4 separate regions of the Homo sapiens genome follow, and regions 1, 3 and 4 are each linked to region 2. Evidence: chromatin loops called from intact Hi-C (ENCODE). Cell type or tissue: ascending aorta. All regions are shown on one strand.

Region 1 (5,000 bases), 130 kb after region 2:
TTCATTCTAGAGGAAGCCAGCTGCCATGTCATGAGGACACTCCAGTGGCCCTATGGAGGGGTCCTGCAAGTAAGGACCAGAGGCCTCCCTGTCAACCTGCCAGCAGGTGTGAGCCATCTTGGAAGCAGATTCTCCAGCCCAGATCTTCAGATGACCACAGGCCCAGGTGACCTCCTGACTGCAACCCCAAGCCACAACCATGCAATGAGCCACTCCCTCTTTCCTGCCTACCATAAACTGTGTGAGAGAATAAACTGTGAGTGTATTGTCACTTTGGGCTATTTAACTGAGCAGAAATCTGTTATGCTGCAATAGATAATCAACCCTTCAGCTTTGGAGCCATCTAGGAAGGTTTAGGGACCAGCATGGCTTTGGGAGGAGCAATTCATTCCAAGCCAATTTAATTTCCTCTCATGATGAAGTGACCTGGCATGCGGATAAGGGAGCAATAAGTGTATCTCCTCGCCTCTGGAGGGCTTTTAATTCAATACCACATGCCACTCTCATCAACATGCAGGGAGGCAGGGTCTGGGCAGTGGTTCATTGATTTGGCCCTAGGAGAATACACGTAGGAGCTCATCCAGGACTTGAGGGAGGGGAAGGAATATGGATATTTCTGTGATCTGAATGTGTCCCCCAAAATTCATGTGTTGGAAACTTGATCCTTAATGCAATAGTGTTGGGAGGTGGAACCTTTGGGGAGGTGTTTAGATCAGGAGGGCTCTGCCTTCATGAATGGATCAATGCTATCACAAAAGGGCCTGATGGAGGCAGTTTGGTTCTTTTTTTGCCTTTCCTTCTGCCTTCTGCGTGGGAGGGCACAGCATTCAAGACACCATCTTAGAAGCAGAGACTGGGCCCTCACCAGACACAAAACCTGCCAGTTCCTTGATGTTGGACTTATCAGAATCCAGAACTGTGAGAAATAAATTGATAAATTACCCAATTTGTGGTATTTTGTTATAGCAGCACAAACAGACTAAGATAGATACTAATACTAATACAATACCAACATCAAAACTGCTAGCAGGCTGGGCATGGGGTTCACACCTGTAATCCCAGCACTTTGGGAGGTCAAGGCAGGCAGATCTCTTGAGGCCAGGAGTTTGAGACCAGCCTGGCCAACATGGTGAAACACTGTCTCTACTGAAAATATAGCCAGGCATGGTGGTGTGTGCCTGTAACCCTGAGTAATCTTGGGAGTCTGAGGCACAAGAATCGCTTGAACCCAGGAGGCAGAGGTTGTAGTGAGCCGAGATCCTGCCACTGCCCTCCAGCCTGGGTGATAGAGCAAGATTCTGCCTTTAAAAAAAAAAAAAATGCTGCTAGCAATGCACTTCACTAATACTCATTTTACACTGCTAATACTTGTCACCCAGAAAACCTCCCTCCTGGAGAGCCCCAGGTTCTTCAGAACTCAGTAATCACTCTTTAACAAACAAAGAAAATGGTTTCAGCCCCACTGCAGCACTCTGACACATCTTCAAAAACTCCACAGATTTCCAGAAAGACATACCTTCTCCTGGTCAGTGGGGGTTACGCCCTCGGTCACCACTGTCATCTGGTCCTTAGCCATCATCCTCTGTTCCTGAAGCTGCCATTCTCTCTCCCCATCTCTGTTACCCCTGGACCACCTCACATCTGCCATGCCTCATAGCATCATGAACACAAAGCTGGTTCCCAAAAGTGTTTGTGGATAACGGAAGGGGTATTGCAGTCCTGCATATCTGGTCAATTACAGGAACACAGCATCCTGGTTCTTGGCTGGGTGCAGCGGCTCACATCTGTAATCCCAGCACTTTGGGAGGCAGGTGGATCACTTTAGGTTAGGAGTTTGAGACCAGCCTGGCCAACACGGTGAAACCCTGTCTCTACTAAAAATACAAAAAATTAGCCGGGTGTGGTGGTGCACACCTATAATCCCAGGCACTTGGGAGGCTAAGGCAGGAGGATCACTTGAACCTGGGAGGTGGAGGTTGCAGTGAGCCAGGATGGCACTGCTGCACTCCAGCCAGGGTGACAGAGCGAGGCTCTATCTCAAAATATTTTAAAAAGTAAAAAATAAATAAAAATAAAAAAAGCAATATAGCATCCTGGTTCTTGAGTTTTCTGGACTGTCCCTACACCGGGGGCTTCTCTTGCTCTAGAGATGTCCTTGCTAATCATTGCTCTCCTGAGCTGCCTCTGTTTTTCTCTGGACCCTCTCCTCTCAATCCCTTCCTGCTTCCCATCTCTGTGGCCTTGGCTTCTTCTTAACAAGCTTGCCACCCCCAACTTCAAATTCCTGTCAATTTGTTGTAAACAAGCTACCTCTGTTTGTGTCTTGCCTTTTCCCACCAGGGAGGTATAGACATGGTTAAAGACACGGCCTCTGGCACTGGAAGGCCTCCTTTTCACTCCCAGCTAGGCATTCTTCAAATCCTTCCTATCCCTATTTTACAGCTGACAAAACTGACTTCCGGGGGATTTGGTTTTGCTCAAGGACCCAGGGTCCTTCAGGGGTAGGTAGGAAAGATCTGGGACAACTCCCAGGCCTCTTCCAGGCAGAAGGAGAAGTAGGTTGGAGAATGCTAGTTGAGGGCACCTGCAAAAGCTAAATCAAGACTGCCTGAAGCTTAGGAGGAAGGAAATGTGTGTAGATTTAGTTCCTAGAGGGCTTATAAATAGGACCATTGCTCATTTGTCCTGAAAAGTCGCTGGGCAACCTTCCCGAGGTGAGGGGTGGGGGCGGGGCCACATGCCCTCCTGAGGTCATTTCTAGCTTGATGATTCACACGGCAAAATCCCAGCGTGGGTTCAGCGCCCCTCCCCGCACCCGCCCCGTGTACTTTCATTTTGCATTATGATTTTTCACTCAAGCTGATGCGAACCCAAATTGATGTCATTTCCCTCCCAATAAGCTCTTGACCAGAAAACATCTAATTCTCCATCTAGCTGGGATTTTTTTTTTTTCACTCAGTTTCTATAAAATCATGCTGCAGTTTGCCTCGATATTTTCTTCTCTTTTAAAGATAGCATTTGTCAAGGCTTATCTTCTGGTCGTAAAACTAATATATATGCTCACTGCAAAAGAATCTGGAACACAAGAGGCCTGAAAGAAGAAAATAAAAATTATATATAGCATCACACACGTAGACAAACAGGAAAGATCATAGTATGTTTTCTTTCTGTCTTCCCCTTGTATATATATCTTTAACATAATTAGATCAAATGCTTTTTTAAAAATCTATTTAAGAGTGAGAGGGAAGAATCATAGATTCTGGCTTCAGCAGAACATGTGTTTTAATAGGTTATATTTATTGAGGGCTGAAAATGTTCTAGGCACTTTACTCAGTGTGTATTGGTGGAATGTCAGCCATTTATGTTCATTGCTTTTCAAAATCCTCACAACAGCCCCTGAGAAAGATATTACTATCATGCCCATTTTACAGGTGAGGAAGCTGAGGCTCTGAGACGTCCCAAGAACAGCTGGTTCATAAAGCAGCTGGGATTAATTTTAATTAAAGTCATCTTGCTTCCACAGGCTGGGCTCTTAAACTTTTTATTTATTTATTTATTTATTTATTTATTTATTTATTTATTTACTTTTCATAGAGACAGGGTCTCACTGTGTTGCCCAGGCTGGTCTCGAACTCCTGGGCTCAAGCAATCCCCCCAACTTGGCCTCCGAAAGTGCTGAGACTACAAGTGTGAGCCACCACACCTGGCCAGCTATTAACCTTTATAGTATGTATAGAGTTTGTCACTTCATAGGGATAAGTGCTTCAATTGGGAATGCCATGAAGGCAACACTGGCCTGCTTCTCATGTAACTAAGAATTTTTTTTTTTTTTTTTGAGACAGGGTCTCACTCTGTCGCCCAGGCTGGAGTGCAGCGGTACAATCTCGGCTCACTGTAATCTCCACTTCCCAAGTTCAAGCGATTCTCATGCCTCAGCCTCCTGAGTAGCTGGGACTACAGGCACACACCATCACACCTGGCTAATTTTTGTATTTTTTGGTAGAAACGGGGTTGCACCATGTTGGCCAGGCTGGTCTCGAACTCCTGACCTCAAGTGATTCACCCACCTCAGCCTCCCAAAGTGCTGGGATTACAGGCACGAGCCACCTCACCGAGCCTGTAACTGGGAATATTTTAATCAAAGCACAACATACTCGTGGAACAAAGATCATGCTCCATTCTGACCTTCTGCAACCCTTTGCTTTAAAGAATATATAGGGAGAAAGGAAACTGGAGGAAAAGGTCATAAGCGTACTTGCCAGTGCTACTACAAGTTTGCCCATGCCTTCCTATAAGTGTTGCTATTTTAGTGCTTGATGGACATCTAAAGTGTCCCTGGGCATGGGGGAGCTGAGAGGTGCTGGGGCTCAGCACAGATGCTGTAAAGTGACTGCTCATTCTTTCTGTGGCCATTCATTGACTACCTACCGTGTGTCTCTCAGGCACAGTGCTCAGCATGTACTCCAAATGTAATCTGTATAAAACCAGCATGCCCATGGGGTCGGCTTCAAAGTGTTGAAGTGATATCATAATGTATTAGTCATTCTCATAAAGTATGCTCATAAAGACATACCTGAGACTGGGTAATTTATAAAGGAAAGAGGTTTAATTGACTCACAGTTCCACATGGCTGGGGAGGCCTCACAGTCATGGCGGAAGGTGGATGAGCAGCAAAGTCACGCCTTACATGGTGGCAAGCAAGAGGGCTTGTGTAGGGAAACTTCCCTTTATAAAACCATCAGATCAGGCTGGGTGCAGTGGCTCACGCCTGTAATCCCAGCACTTTGGGAGGCTGAAACGGGTGGATCATTTGAGGTCAGGAGTTCAAGACTGGCCTGGCCAACATGGTGAAACCCTGTCTCTACCAAAGATACAAAAAATAAGCCAGACGTGGTGGCACATGCCTATAATCCTAGCTACTCAGGAGGCTGAGGCATGAAAATCACTTGAACCCAGGAGGTTACAGTGAGCCAAGATCACGTCACTGCACTCCAGCCTGG
Region 2 (5,000 bases):
TCCTTCCCACAGCCCAGGAGGCCAGTAGGATTCAGTACCTCTCCCACTCTCACCCCCACTGAGTACATTCCAGCACTGGACATTTTTCCATTTATGAGCTGGGCTCTTTCTAACCTCAGGGCCTTTGTGCATGCTGCTCCCTCTGTCTGGAATGCTTTTCCTCCAGCTCTAGGTCTCAGCTCAAATACCACTTCCTCTGAGAGGCTTTGCCTGACACTCTCCATCCCCACACCCAGTCTATTTCCTTTCTAGCAGTGATCACAGTTTTTGTCATTGTTTTATCTGTCTAATCTCTCTGGGCTGCAAGCTCCTGGCGCTGTGTTCCTGCTGCTCTATCACATAGTAGGTGATCTATGAATATCTGCCAAGTGAATGCAGCACTGGCATCCAGGCTATGGGACTCCCAAGTCACATGCCTGATGCAGACCCTCCTCTCCTCTCTTTCTTCCCCGCACTGCATTCAGAAAGCAATATTCATCAAAGTCTACGGAGGAACTAGATAACTCCAAAGAGGTGGATAAGCAGGCCTCCGCCCTCAACAAATTCCCTGAGGACCAAATCCTCCCAGTTCAGCCCCTTTCCTCCTTCTTCAGAAATGGATGACCAGAGCAAACAGGCCCCCACAATGGCTGCCTGGGAGCAAGCCGCTTCCCCAGAAAGACTCTTGCTGCTCCACACCCGGGCCCCGTCAAAGATGCCCCCAGTCCTCATCCCCCAAGGGGCCTCAGGACATAGCGAGGCTTCCCTGGAGAGGGCAGCACTGCAGAACAGGGATTGGTGCCGAATAGGGACCAGATCCAGGTATAGTGGGTTGAACGGTGGCCACCAAAAAGACATGTGTAAGTCCTAACCCCTGAAGCCTGTGAATGTGACCTGATTACATTTGAAAAAAGGTATTTGCAGATGTAATTAAATTAAGGATCTCAAGATGAGATCATCTTAGATTACCTGTGTGGGTCTTAAATCCAATGACAAGCATCCTTTTAAGAAAGGGAAGAGGTGAAGATACCAACACAGAGGAGAAGGCCATGTGAAAACAGAGGCAGATATATTGGAGTGATGGGGCCACAGCCATGGAAAGCCTGGAGCCAGAATCTGGAAGAGGCTGGGAAGCATTCTCCCCCAGCGCCTTCGAAGGGAGCGTGGCCCTGCTGACAACTTGGTCAGACTTCCGGCCTCCAGAACTGTAAAAGAATACTTTTCTGTTGTTGTAAGCCACCAGTTTGTAGTTAATTTGTTATGACAGCTACAGGAAACGAATACACAGGGGAAGAGCGAACTCACCTCTTGCTTCAGCCCATGAAGAGCATGCTTCTGAGAACCACAGAATTTTCTGCTGGAAGGAACAGCAGAGCTGAGTCACCCGACATTGCCTAAATCCCAGCATCCCGGCCCCACCTGACTGCTGTTTCTACTTCCACTCACCACCCTGCTGCTCTTCCCTTAGCATTTGCCTTCTAACTGACTTAACTTTTTCTTACTCAAATGTATTTACAGGCTGGGAGCCATGGTTCATGTCTGTAATCCCAGCATTTTAGGAGGCCGAGATGAGCGGATCACTTGAGGCCAGGAGTTTGAGACCAGCCTGGCCAACATAGTGAAACGCAGCCTCTACTAAAATTAAAAAAATTAGCCTGGTGTGGGGGCTATGAATATTTGTTGAGTGTAATCCCTGCTACTCAGGAGGCTGAGGCACGAGAATCACTTGAACCCAGGAGGCTGAGGTTGCAGTGAGCCAAGGTCGCGCCACTACACTCCAGCCTGAGCAACAGAGCGAGACTCTATGTCAAAAAAAAAAGCCATATAAAATATTTACAAATAGAACTTTATGTCACTTATCAGAGGGAGAAGCAGCACCGCATGCATTCATTCACTCCATCCTCTTATTCTGTCAACGAAACATTTATGAAGCACTGACTGTGAATGGGGCAGTATTTAAGGCTCTGGAAACACAGTAGGGATGAAGCAGACAAAAAAACCCCGTCCTTGTGGAGCTTGCATTCTCGTGCAGAAGGGGCTGGGAATAGCTGCTGACTTGTCTATAGCTATGAAGATTAAAAATATTCCTTGGGGCCAGTCATGATGGCTCATGCCTGTAATCCCAGCACTTTGGGAGGTCAAGGTGGGAGGGTCACTTGAACCTAGGAGGTCAAGGCTGCAGTGAGCCATGTTCATGCCACTGCACTCCAGCCTGGCAACAGAGCAAGACCCTGTCTCCAAAAAAAAAAAAATTTCCTTGGTTGGTATGTCCCCTGATTGTGACCCCCACGTGGGGCAGTGCTCCCAGGGAGGGAGTTGAGGGCAGAAGCAGCATGGAGGCAAAGGCCAGGGTTTGAATTCTGGGCGTGCCACTTGCTGCTCTGTGCCCTGGGAACCTGAGATTTCCCTCCAAGAAAGCTGAAGGAGTCTCTAGGGCCCCCGGTCTCCTGCCACTAAGGGCCTGCAGTTCTGTGAAGGGGAAAAGCTCCTCCGCCAGGGGCAGGGCGGGGCCGGTCTGCAGGGCGAGCACAGCCGCATTCCAAGGTACAGAGCTGCTGGGCCCAGAGGTGGCCTGGAGAGAAGGCGAGAGCTGGCGAGAGGGACGTTCTGGGAGAGAAGGCGCAGCCTGCCAGAGCTCGGAGCCCGTGCCAACCCCGGCCTCCTGTGAGCAACAGGAAGGGGAGGTCGCGTGACTTGTGGGATCTGTGGGCAAAGAAACTGTGAGGCTGGACTTTCGCCCAGGGCAGACAGGAAGCCTGCTTCTGAATCCTCGAGTTAGCATACGCATCAGCCATTCACCAGACCCAGACAACCCGTTTTATATGGTTTACCCTCACAACCACCTCAAAGGCAGCATGACTATTCCCATTTGACAGATGCGGAGATCAAGACTCCTCAAGGGCACACAGCTCTAAGTGGCAGGGCCAGGATTTGAACCCAAGTCTGATCTCAACCATCTTACTTACCTTTGCCTCTATTTCTGAATTAGTAAGGTGTTGTTTGGTTGCAAGGGACAAATATCCAATTCAAACTGGCTTATCCCCAACCCCTACCCCAAAAAGAAATTTGTTGTAGTTTAGGGCTTTCAGGCACAGCTGGATCCAGATGCTCAATGTTCTCTCAATGTTGCCTCATCCTTTGGCCCTGTTTGCCTCTGTGTGAGCTTCACTTTATGGTATGAGAGGTACCAAATATGGCTACCAGAGGCTCCCAGCTTATATACTAGAAGCTTCACAGACTCACCAGAAATGTGAATCCCTGTTCTAATAGCCCTAGTATAAGTCACTGGCCCAGTTTGGGTGAGATGACCAGCCCAGAGACAGTCATATGGACAAGGATTTGCAGCAGTATTTCCATTGGCCAGGAATGGATCAGGTGTCCACCCCTGACGTTGGCAGGCCAGGGCAGTAACCTCTCACCCTCAAATCACAGGGACCGAGAATGAGGAGAGGTGATTCTCTAAGAGGAGATTGGGAATTACCAGCTGAATGGAGGCTTCACAAGCAGAACTGGTGGACATCCCCTACAGCCTCTCTGTGTTTCTCCCTTTAGTCTTTAGTAAAGTTTTTTTCTTTTTTTCTTTTTTTTGTTTTGTTTTGTTTTGGGAAAATTTCCAACCTCATTCTCATGGAAAGAAGAGGCAAAAGTTTTTAAGGCAAGGTGGTCTTGCAGTAAGCTGCCATTGTGTGGAGATGGGACTGCAGAGGAAGTGGGTTGTGCATCTGCTTTGTACAGTGATGGAATGCTTGGCTTCTTTTGGCCAACAGAATGTAAGTGAATGTGAGGTGAGCAGAGGTTTTAAATGTGCTTGCTGGTTTGGCTGGGTCTTTTGTACTTCTGCCATTCCCCATAAGACATCCTCTGTGAAACCTCTGATTCCAGAATGAAGCACATGGAACATTCCTGATCCTAACCCAAAGCCTAGAGCAGATCTACCCCCAGATGACCCACAGACCCAAGAGCAAGACAAAGAAAGAGTGTTGGTTGTGAGCCCCTGAGATTTTGTGGGGGTGCTTGTCATGCAGCATATCACAGTGCAAAATCTGACTAACACACTTTGAAAGTCTAGGGGTTCTTCCATTGAGGGAGGCCACTACTCTTGGAAGTAAACAGTCTGTCAGGAAGTGGGTCCTCTGAGCCGTGGCCACTCTATATTCTTCCCAAGATGCCCTAGGAACACAGAAGGGCTCAACCACCATATTTCAACCCCCACCCAGCAGAGTCTCCAGAAGGAATTTCAGCATCTTTTCTGGAGCAATCTGCCCTACCCTGCATCCTGAGTCTCCCGGGATCTTTACCAGCTGCGTGGCCATAAGCAAGTTAATTGCCCTCTTTCAGCCTTAGTTTCTTCACCTGTAAAAGGGAATGATACTAATCCTTAGCTTTTGGAGGAACTAATGGACAGAATGCATGTAAAACACACATTTATAGCACCTGGCACATGATAAATAGTTCAAAAAATGTTAGGTTTATAATTATTTGTTTTTGAAATTGCTGGAAGAGCAAAAATGCATTTGACTGTTCAGTCTGCTCCTCTAAGCCTTGGGAACACCATGCAATTGGTGTGTCTGTTCTCCGGAGCAGACAAACCCCCGGGTGCCTAAACTCAGAAGAGGCATTTGGGCCACTGAAGAAGCAAATTTTGATTGGTTTTGTTTTGGTTTGTTGGGGTTTTTTTCTCCCTCAATTTTTGGCTTCTGTTTTAGTTACTTGAAATCACACAGCCGATTTATTTATTTTGATTGCTCTTCACACAAGTAAAAATAAAACAAAGAAGTGCGAACAGTGACAGCCTTTGCTACAACTTTACTCAGGACAAAGAACCGTGGCTAGAAGAAAAGTCACAATTCCATTAAGTGGGAAAACACTGAACTCTCACGCTTCGTTTCCATCGGAAATTTACTATGAGGTGGGATTTTCATGCCAATTGACAAACCAGCGCCCAGTTCAGACTCCTTCAGGCTCTGCCTTCCTCAGCCTCCTGTCCCCTACTGTGCAGTGTGGAACTTGGAACGAAAATA
Region 3 (5,000 bases), 170 kb before region 2:
TCATTCATTTATCTGCATTACATCATCTTTGCAGGACAACTGCATAGAAGTAACCTCCCAACCCAGCTGACCAATCTGCGCAGGTAGCAAGCGCTCCCTGCATAACTTCTTAGTGGCCTCCCTTCAGGATTGGTTCCCTACCCACTTGTATTAGTCAGCTATTACCAAAATAATGCTATGTAACAATCATCCTCAACATTTGGTGGCTTAAAATAACTATCGATTCTCTCCACTGACTGTACGGTTCAGCTAGCTCCAGGCTGAGGATCGACCTCAATCTGCTTCACTTGCTAACCAGAGTATACTCTTTTCATGGCGAATAGTGGGGATGCCAGAGACCAAGTTGAATTGCACACTTCAAGCCTCTGCTTATGTTGTAGTTGCTTCTGTTCATTGACTCAAGCAAGTCACAAGGACAAGCCTCAAGTTGGTGGGGCAGAGGAAGTATCCTCTTCCCTAAATGGGCAGGGAGAAGAGTGAACGTTTGCTGAACAATAAGATTATCAATCACACTACCCCTCTAGCCTCATCTTGAGCCCTCTACCCCTTAATTCCTGTTTAGCCAGTCAAAATGTACTGGGCAGTCTCTAGCCTCAGGACCTTTGCATATGCTGTTCTCTCTGCCTGGAAGTCTCTTTCTCTTCCTAGTCCTCAATTACTCCTTCTGATTCTTCAGATTTATGTCTCCTTACTTCCGCAGAGAATTCTGCCCTAATCCCAAGACCAGGTTGAGCCTACACTCTGTACCAGGCACTGCCCTTAGTCACTGCCCAGCTTCCAGGAAGCCGCTCCATTCATAGCACTCTGAGAAAGCTTCCCATTTTCATGCTTTTGCTCCCTCTATCTGTGATCTCCTGTCTTGTTGTTGTTGTTGTTGTTGTTGCTGTTGCTGTTGAGACAGTATCTTGTTCTGTTGCCCAGGCTGGAGTGCAGTGGCACAGTCATGGCTTACCATAGCCTCAACTTCCTGGGCTTATGATCCTCCCACCTCAGCCTCCTGGGTATCTGTGACTACAGGTGCATATCATCATTCCTGGCTCATTTTTGCATTTTTTATAGAGACGGTGTCTCACCACATTGTCCAGGCTGCTCTTGAATTTCTGGGCTCAAGCAATTCACCCACCTCAGCCTCCCAAAGTGCTGGGATTACAGGCATGAGCCACCGCGCCCGGCCCATCTGTCTTACCTTTATCCATTTGGCTCCTTTGTATAATTCATAGCTCAGCCTAAACATGACTTTCCCTGAGCACCTAAAGTAACACATTACACTCTGCATAACACTTAAACAATTGACTTTTTTTGTCTTAGTCATTGGATAGTTCCACCAGCAGGTATACCCCAGTAAAGAAAGTTCTTGTCTAATTTGCCCAACCCTGTATCACCAGAGCCTGGCACACTGCTTGGCCCATGGTAGGAACTCAAATCTTTTAAAAGCGAATTGCAAATTTGGTAGTAGTGCTTCAGCAGCCCTTGTGTCTGTGAGGCTGACCTCTGCAATGTCTGGGGTCAGATCCGTCCGTTTGCGGTCACACCTCTTTTCGTAAGACAGGCCCAAGTGGTTAGTTACCTGGCTCACCATGAATATGTGTTAAGCCTCTGAAAGGCGCTCTCAAGGTTGAGTTCCCACTGGCGCAGATGTCTGTGCAAGTGGTTAGGTGACCCAGTAAGAGAGGGGAAGTGAGACAAGGAAGGGAGAAAAAGCCCTACAGGGTGTGTCTGTGGGGAACTGGGGTCCGCAGCATGGGGAGTAAAACACACCTTAGCTATCCCCATGGAGGGGCACTGGACCTGGGGTGTGTGTCCACCAGGCATGGCTGAGGGCAGCTGGGGACTGGAGGGGTAACACCCTGGAACTTCTGGCCTGGCTTGTACCAGGGGCTGGGCTGGCTGGGGCAGCCAGAGAGGACCCTCAGGCAAAGCCAGCAGTTGTTGGAAACCGTTAGGGTGGGATCAGCCTGCCCAGGAGTGAGGGGCAGCTGCCACAGGCAGAGCCTGTTGGGATCTGTGACAGAGACCGGTGGAATGAATGAGCTGACATCAGGGAGAGGACAGTGGGGTGAGGAGCAGGGCGGTCAGGCGTGGGGAGAGACAGGGGCCATGCCGAGGCCAGCTTTTACAGCCGCGCCTGGAGCAGCTCAGGGGTCTTAGGAGGGAGAGGTCCTTCCGACTGACGATGACTCATCCCAGGGGTGGGCCTAGGAGGATCCCGAGCCCAGAGTCCAGGCTCAAAGCCATCGGCAGTTACTTGGCAATTTATTCCCGGTTTCTCAGAGGTAACAGCCAACGCAGGAACAGTGTGTTGCTCCCTTTAAAAAGGCTTAGAACATTCCGGAAAGAGACCTAAATTTAATAGCAGGAGAGAGGGAGGAGGGGAAGTGGTTGCAGAGCCTGGAGGGAAGCCAGGAATCCTGCCTCCTCCTCCCCAGCCGCAGAGGACATGCGGACATGTGTGGGCAGGTCCCTTCTGACCCATGGCAGGTCCCTGTTGATGGTCAGGCTGGGGATCGTGCAGGCCTTTTTGTTATCCCGGGGTCTCCTTCTGAGCTATGCTAACACTGTGCAGTGCCTATAACCAAGAAGAAAAAGGAAAGAAACAGAGGAAACTCAAAGCAGCCAGCCTCTCTGACTTGTGAGCAGCTTGGGTAAAGGACCGGTGGCTGAGCCAATTTTTAATCACAGCTCACCTGCCTAGTACCGCCCGTGAGACCAGTGACCACCGAAGCCGGGCGAGGGCCCACGCCTCCCCTCGCCGTGGTTTCTGTGGTTAACTCCGCTGCACTGAACACCTCCCCTCCTCCCCTCTTCACTTCTGCGTGTGCGCCGCGTCCAGACCGACGGCCCTAAGGCTGCTTTAACCCAAGCACTGCCGGTCCGTGGAGGTCCCCATGGACACCCTCACTGCACAGGGGTTAGGACCTTGCCTCTGGGGCCAGATGGTCTGCGTTCAGAACCTGGCTGTGCCAACCACTGGGTCCCAGTTTCTCCGAGCCCCGCTCAGTGAGAGTGTCTTCCCATAACGGGGGTGAGCCTCACGTCACCCCGTTCATCTGGGGCCCAGGGAAAGCACGGTGGTCTGTTTCAGCACTGGAGGAAACAATGTCTGTGTTGACCTCATGGAGAGATGGCTGTCCTCTCCAGGGAGGTCCCTTCCCAGAGAATTTTGAAAGGCAGTTTGACTGTTAGCAATTTTTGGTTTAGACACAACTTTAGAATCTTTTCTCCTGTGTTTCAAGTGACTTCCATCGGTGTGGTTTCTCCAGGGGTGATCCCAGGGACACCAGCTTGAGAATCACCTGGGGAAGGGGTAGGGTGGGGGGAGGAGGGGGCTTATCAAATGCAGTTCCTTGGGACCAGCCCGTTCTTTGCTTCTCTCAGAACCCCTGTGAGTAGATGGATAATCAACCTCCTTTTACCATAGATGAAACTGAGGCTCGGAGAAGTTAGGGGACATGCCCGAGATGATTTAATTAAATAATGACAGGCATATCTTCAACTGCTGCAGCCCCTGCCCTGGTCACAGGCTCCCTGTGGACCCCACCTGCTAAACATAAACAAACCCATAGTGCAGCAGCCACAACTCAAGCTGGGAGGCCTTTGTGGAGGTTGATTTTTATCTCCCCGCAGTCAGGCACAAGTGAGAATTTCATAAATAGTTCTAACAAAGCTGCCTTTCACAGCCAGCTCTTTGCACTGTAAAAAATAATAATAATAAAATAAAAACCTGATTTCAGAAACCATGTCCCCAGGCTTCATTGTTTCTTTCTGTTTTTCAACTCTTTGACATTTTACTCACAGGGGAACTTTCTCAAACACTTCATGCATCCATTCAACAAAATTTATTGAGCACCTTCTATGTGTCAGGGGCCATACAAGGTGATAGAATCAACTGCTGTGAGTAAGATGAAGGTCTTGCCTTTATGAAGCTTCTACTCAAGAAAACAAAAAGGGAAAGTGTCAGGGGAAATGAGAGCTAATAAGTAACATTAGGCAGGTGATAGGGTTTAGGACATGTTACCCCAAAATAGAGCATCTTGGCATCTGAGAAAACCAGCAGAAGCGGGAAGGTCTCTTTGACCCCAACCCTTCTCCCCTGAAGCACACCATCAAACATCATAGAATCCTCTGACCTTCTGCTGAAGTCGGTCATAAGAGCCTCATGTGGAATACAGTGGAATACTACTCATGTGGGCAGTGCCTACGTCATAAGCAGAGGAAAGGAGAGTATATGAAGCAGGAACTCAGCAAAGAATCTGAACAAACAGGCCCCCAGGTTATTATCAGTAGATCACACCCCCTTTGTCCAATCGCACTGCTCCAGGACTATCCACCTCTTCATGAAACTTAGCGTAAAAATACACAGGTTTCCCCGTTGTTGTTTTTTGCGGTCTTTCACTTCTAAAGGGACCCATGTCATATAAAACTATATTAAATAAATTTCTATGCTTTTCTCTTGTGAAAAGAAATCTTTCCTCCCCTGCACAAGGTAAGTAAGATAGAGTGTGAAGGTGGAGAGGTGTCATTTATTTTAACTCTAAAAGATAGGGACTTTTACAAAACATAACCTCAATGCCATTATCACACTTAAAAAATAACCAGGACTCCTTAATATGCAATCATGTCCCATCAGTGTTCACACCTCCCCATTGTCACGAATATTTTTGCATGCTATGAACCTTACTTAAATTCAGGTTCTAACAAATCTCTTTCAGTCTTTAGGTTCTTACCCATTTCCTTTCTTCGTTTTTGTTTCTTGCAGGTTTTTGTTGAAATGGCCAGGTCATTTGTCCCCTAGAATATCCTGTGGTATGGATTTTGCAGATTGCATGCCCATGCCATCATTTCTTCTGTTAGGAGGTGCCATTGTATGCAGAATGTGACATCTGAACAGAGGCTGGAATGAAAGACAAGGGCGGGAGCCATGCAGAAATCTGAGAGTAAGAGGGTCCCGTTCAGCTTTCATTTTTTCTTAGCTTTACTGCTCATAGTTGTGACCTCTGAAA
Region 4 (5,000 bases), 220 kb before region 2:
ATTTGCTTCTAGGATGATAACTTAGATCTACAAACTGACAACTCACAGGCTCAACTCAGCTTGCAGTGACTGGTGAAACCTGAAAGTATATATTTTTTAATGATAAATTTCAGACTTCGGATTTCAAAACTCTGTCTTTCTGGCTTCTTCTGAAGCACTGGCAAGCCTGGCCCCACTGGGCCTGTCTGCTCTGGTAGTTACAGTGGGCTAGGTCTGCGAAGCGGGTGCCCCACGCCCAGCTCCCAGAAGGGAAGCCAGCTCTTCGTTTCTCCACAATTCCCGCATGGCCTGTTTCACTCCTGCCGGATCCCTGTCAGCAGTGGAGTTTGCAGCCCTGCTGTAACAACTTTGAGGGCAGAAAGCATTCCTTACTAATCTTGGTTTGGTGTGATGATTAAAAGCACAGATATTGGGCCCAAACTATTTAGGGTCCTATTTAGTGCTGATGCTCACTAGCGTGTGGGCCTCGGCAAGGTACTTATCCTTTCCTTGATCCGGCTTTCTCTTCTGTAAAATGAGGATAACAACATTGTAGTGCCTACTTGATAGTATTCTTGTGATGATTAAATGAGCTAATACATATAAGGTGCTTAAAACAGTGCCTGGTAGGTAGCTAGCCATCCAATGTCAGCTTCATCTACTAGTTGCAGTAGAGATGATAGAATATTCCTCACAGAACCTAGCATACATAGTAGGTATACAAACACATTTACTAAATGAATGAACAAATTACATATCATTTACAAAGTCCTCACAGAAACTGGGCTAACCCAGATGGCAGCCTGATATAATGGAATGCTCATCAATGTGGCTATCCTGGATCAATCAGTTGAGGGTCAAGAGGACATGATTCGGCTGTTTCAACTTTAACCTATCACAGGCTGGGAGCGGTGGCTCATGCCTGTAACCCCAGCATTTTGGGAGGTGGAGGTGGGTGGATTGCTTGAGCTTAGGAGTTTGAGACCAGCCTGGGCAACATGGCAAAAGCCCTTCTCTACAAAAATAAATAAATAAATAAAATTAGCTGGGTGCGGTGGTGAACCTGTAGTCCCAGCTACTCAGGAGGCTGAGGAGAGAGAACTACTCGAGCGCAGGAGGTTGAGGCTGCAGTGAGCTGTGGTTGCACCACTGCACTCCAGCCTGGGTGACAAAGTGAGACCCTGTTTAAAAAAAAAACTTTAGCCTGTGAAAAGATATCTATATATGTATCCAAGGGAAAACAACAAAACAAAACATCAGGTTGAATGGTGGAGATTGTACGCTAATTATCCAAGTACACAATTCTCAAAGTTCCAATAAGATTGTCTGAATTCCAGTCAAGGTCCTCCAAAACTTCTAACCAGAGGTGTTTGGGGACAATACGGCAGAAGAAAGGGGATGGTGTGGTCATAGCGTGGAAGTGAAGTGCTCCTGCAGAGACGTTCATTATTTCCACTGAGGTTGTATGTTCATTGGAATGGCTAGAGGAGGTTCGTTGATGGAAATTATGGGAGAATCAACTTTTTCTTCCTTGTACAAGACCTCTTCCAGGTACAACTCTCAGTCTACATCAATGACCATATACTAGTTGAAGGGACTAAGCAGTGATGAAGATAATAGCCACATTCCAATGCAGAGAAAACAGACATTCACTTCTAGAAACATCTAACTCTTCGCAATGTCTCTCAAAAAGAAAACGCCATGGAACATAGTTGAGTACTCTTGGCCCTTATCCCTGAACCTATGGTGAGGGATTCTAATTCAAAAGTGATTTGCATCCCTATGGTGGATACCTTATGGATGACGTTTAACTGAGCCTAAACCAGAGGAAAAGTACTCAGTAAAAGAAACTTTATCACCCTCACGAAAGGCCAACAGCTGGAAGATATTTTGTACCTATTCTAATTAAGGTAGATGCTTTGCTTTTCTTCTGGAATTCCTGCAGGAATGACCACGGGGAGAATGATGTCAGTAGATCATCATCTCCAGGCCAAGAGTTGTTCCTTCCAAAAACAAGACCCCAGAACTCCATCTAGAAGGGATCAGCCAAGACTTGGGCACCTTCGCCTGCAGGCCACAGTTCAGTTGTGTTAGAGGAGAGGTAAGCTGTGATGATTTTGAAAGCCGAGATCTGACGTGGCCTTAAATTCATGTGATAACAAGTTTCCAGTCCTGGATTTGGAAGATCTCCAAGGAAACTTCTTTCCAGAGCATCAAACGAAGCCAAGAGAGATTACGACATCTGGGACCAGCACTGAACATTTGAAGGTGATGATTGTTTAGGCAAGTGATTTACTGGTGACCTGCAGGGAAAACAAAGTCAAGCAGAGAAGGGGACTGACGTGGCAGGCAGAAGCAGCCAGTGAAAGCTGGTGGTATGAATCATCAGTGGCCCCGAGCCAAAATAAGTACCTAAGAGTGAAGTAGAAGAGATTGGTGGAGGGGACAGGAGACCTGTGTTCTGGTCCCAACTTGGCCACTTATTTTCTGTGACCTTATATGAGAGGCTTTGCTGTTGAACTTTTTTTGTCTCCCTCTATAGCATAGAAGAGGAAGATTAGGTCTCAACATTCAAATCTCAAAAGCCTTCAGGGACCAGGCTGGAAACATCTATCATGAAGGAGATTGGGTGAGACAATAAAGAGGCAGGGAATGTGGGTGATTGCGGCTAACCAAAAGAGTATCCACTGCTGGGTATGGTAGGTCGCACCTGTAGTCCCAGTTACTTGGGAGACTGAGGTGGGAGGCTTGCTTGAGGCCAGCAGTTCAAGACCAGCCTGGACAACATAGCAAGACCTTGTCTTTAAAAAAGTAAAAAAAATATATATATATTAGCAGGATGTGGTCTCATGTGCCTCGAGTCCCAGCTACTTGGGAGGCTGAAGTCTGGGGGATCGCTTGAGCCCAGGAGTTTGAGGCTGCAGTGAGCTATGATTGTGCCACTGCATTCCAGCCAGGGTGACAGAGCAAGACCCTGTCTCCAGGAAAAAGTAAAAATGTAAAAAAGAGTGTCCACTCCTGGCTAAAATCTTTCAGGTGCATTATTGCTAAAGTGCTGCATGATGAATGTGCCTCTGTTCTGACTTGGCCTGCAGACTGTTATCTTATTCATCCATGGGAACCGAATGATGCCCAGGGCCACATATGGCCCTAAGCTTTTGGGTATCTGTGATCCTAAAATGGGTCCATTTCACTCTTAAATACTAAGGACATGGGGCTGTAGCTTGTTTGGATGAAGAGCATGGGCTCTGCAGTAATGTGGGGTTGAGTCTTCTGCTCTGTCACTAACTAGGGGCCCATGTTCCACTGTTTGTGCTTCCAAAATTCAACAACTTTGAAAACCAAAAGATTTTCTGTAGGTTTACAGTCATTTGGTGGCAAAACTGACCTGAATTATTTAGAAAGATCATTTATACCAGAGGTTGACAATTTTTTTTTCCCGTAAAGGGCCAGATAGTATTTTTGGCACTCAGCTCTACCCTTGCAGCAGGGAAGCAGCCATAAGAAGTGGGCATGGCTGTGTTCCCATAAAACCTGATCTACATAAACAGGTGGGATTTGGCCCACAGGGTGTAGTTTGCTGACTTCTGAAGTATACTATTTAGCACAAACAATTCAGACATTTTGCTATAGAAATATTAATGATTCTGATTATTGGGTGCTGTCCCAGATACCTCTGGGGTTATGGTAGACAGACTAATGGTCCCCAAAGATGTTTGGGTCCTAATCCCTAAAACCTGTGGATGTGTTACCTTACATGGCAATGGGAACTTTGCAGATGTGATTAAATGGAGGACCTTGAAGATGCAGAGGTGATCCTACTTTCTCTGGGTGATCACACCTTCCCCAGTGTAATCACATAGGTCCTTCTAGGAGGGGATGCAGAGTCAGAAACACACAAAGTTCAGATGCACAGGAGACGCTATGACAGTGGCAGAGGTTAGAGAAATGGAAGTTTGAAGATGCTGCGCTCCTGGCTTTGAAGATGGAGGGAGAGGTGTGAGCCAGGGAAAACACGCAGCCTCTAGAACCTGGAGAAGGCGAGGAAACAGATCCTCCCCTAGGGCCTTCAGGAGGAACACAGCCCTGCTCTCCTTGAGTTTAGACCTTCTGACCTTCAGAACTGTAAGACAATAAATCTGTATTAAGTCATTAAGTTTGTGGTAATTTTAACAGTAATAATAGAAACTAACACAGAGGTATAGTGACATATATGGTACATGCACTAAATTTCCTTTCTAAAACCTAAGATTTATGAATATGAAAACTTGTGAGCTGAAAGCTTTGGGTCAGATACTGGCTTGTGGATTTGTAGTGGCATGATCTTGAGCAAGATCATTCAGCTCCTTAAATCTCAGTTTCCCCATCAATACAGTGGGTATACAATCTTATCTTCCCTTATAAAGTCATTGAGGAGAGGATGGTGATGTTCCTTCCAGATTCCCCTTCAAGAAAGATGTGCGCAAACTGCAGTAGGCGCTCTTGGTAGGGAGTCTGCCTTTGGTATCAGCCCAGTAGGGGTTATCTCAGCTGTAGAACACCCTGAGGGGAATCATATCTATGTCAGCTCAGAGTTGAGTATATAGGGCCTGCCATTTCCAAAATGCTGAGAACCAAGAGTCAGAATTTCCAGTTATCAGCAAACACTTCAGTCTAAACTTTAAAAATTGGGGAAGCTTGGTGGGTATTTCAAAATAGTTTGCTAAAGTCGTAGGAAATGCCCAGTCTTCCAGTATTTGGGTGGAGTTGTCCCTCTTGGTGTCCCTATACCCTTCTCACACTTAGTAAATAGTCTCTTTATTAAAATCTCCCCAAGTTCCCCAATTTAAGTCTGTCATTTGCTTCCTGCTGCAACCCCACTAATGTCAGTAACAATGAACTTTATTAAACATTTGCTGTAAGTCCTGCAAGCGCAGTGTCATTTACTCCTCGTGAGAATTCCGTGAAATGAGTGTTACTAGTCCAACTTATGGAAGATGAATCTAAAGCTTAAAGAAATTACAATCACAGAGTTAGAAAAT

The links. Hi-C counts contacts between places; a loop is a spot of excess contacts. Peaks named below come from ENCODE experiments on the same cell type or tissue, not always from the same donor. Only the 100,000 strongest peaks of a DNase experiment are listed, where the experiment ranks them.
Region 1: a loop joins it to region 2, with 5 times the contacts of the local background. A loop is called at or near these places in 4 of 110 quality-filtered maps.
Region 3: it touches region 2 in a loop (2.5-fold over the local background); 2 of 110 quality-filtered maps call a loop at or near these places.
Region 4: it touches region 2 in a loop (2.2-fold over the local background); 3 of 110 quality-filtered maps call a loop at or near these places.

What each region holds. Positions count from the first base shown.
Region 1 is chr3:72,480,346-72,485,345 of GRCh38, forward strand. No RefSeq gene overlaps it. Among named protein-coding and RNA genes, the nearest start is that of RYBP, 36 kb to the left of the region's middle. RefSeq lists an enhancer at 2,164-2,664. In ascending aorta, no CTCF peak of the experiment used is centred here; a DNase peak (open chromatin) is centred at 2,766; H3K4me3 peaks cover 929 bases; H3K27ac peaks cover 847 bases.
Region 2 is chr3:72,345,482-72,350,481 of GRCh38, forward strand. No RefSeq gene overlaps it. Among named protein-coding and RNA genes, the nearest start is that of RYBP, 99 kb to the right of the region's middle. In ascending aorta, a CTCF peak has its summit at 2,461; DNase peaks (open chromatin) are centred at 1,360 and 2,590; H3K4me3 peaks cover 703 bases; H3K27ac peaks cover 1,881 bases.
Region 3 is chr3:72,175,077-72,180,076 of GRCh38, forward strand. No RefSeq gene overlaps it. Among named protein-coding and RNA genes, the nearest start is that of LINC00870, 26 kb to the left of the region's middle. RefSeq lists enhancers at 1,273-1,382, 1,973-2,102, 2,054-2,654, 2,423-2,482, 2,493-2,542 and a silencer at 2,643-2,782. In ascending aorta, no CTCF peak of the experiment used is centred here; DNase peaks (open chromatin) are centred at 2,375 and 2,917; H3K4me3 peaks cover 1,287 bases; H3K27ac peaks cover 1,272 bases.
Region 4 is chr3:72,121,941-72,126,940 of GRCh38, forward strand. No RefSeq gene overlaps it. Among named protein-coding and RNA genes, the nearest start is that of LINC00877, 24 kb to the left of the region's middle. In ascending aorta, no CTCF peak of the experiment used is centred here; a DNase peak (open chromatin) is centred at 2,331; H3K27ac peaks cover 951 bases.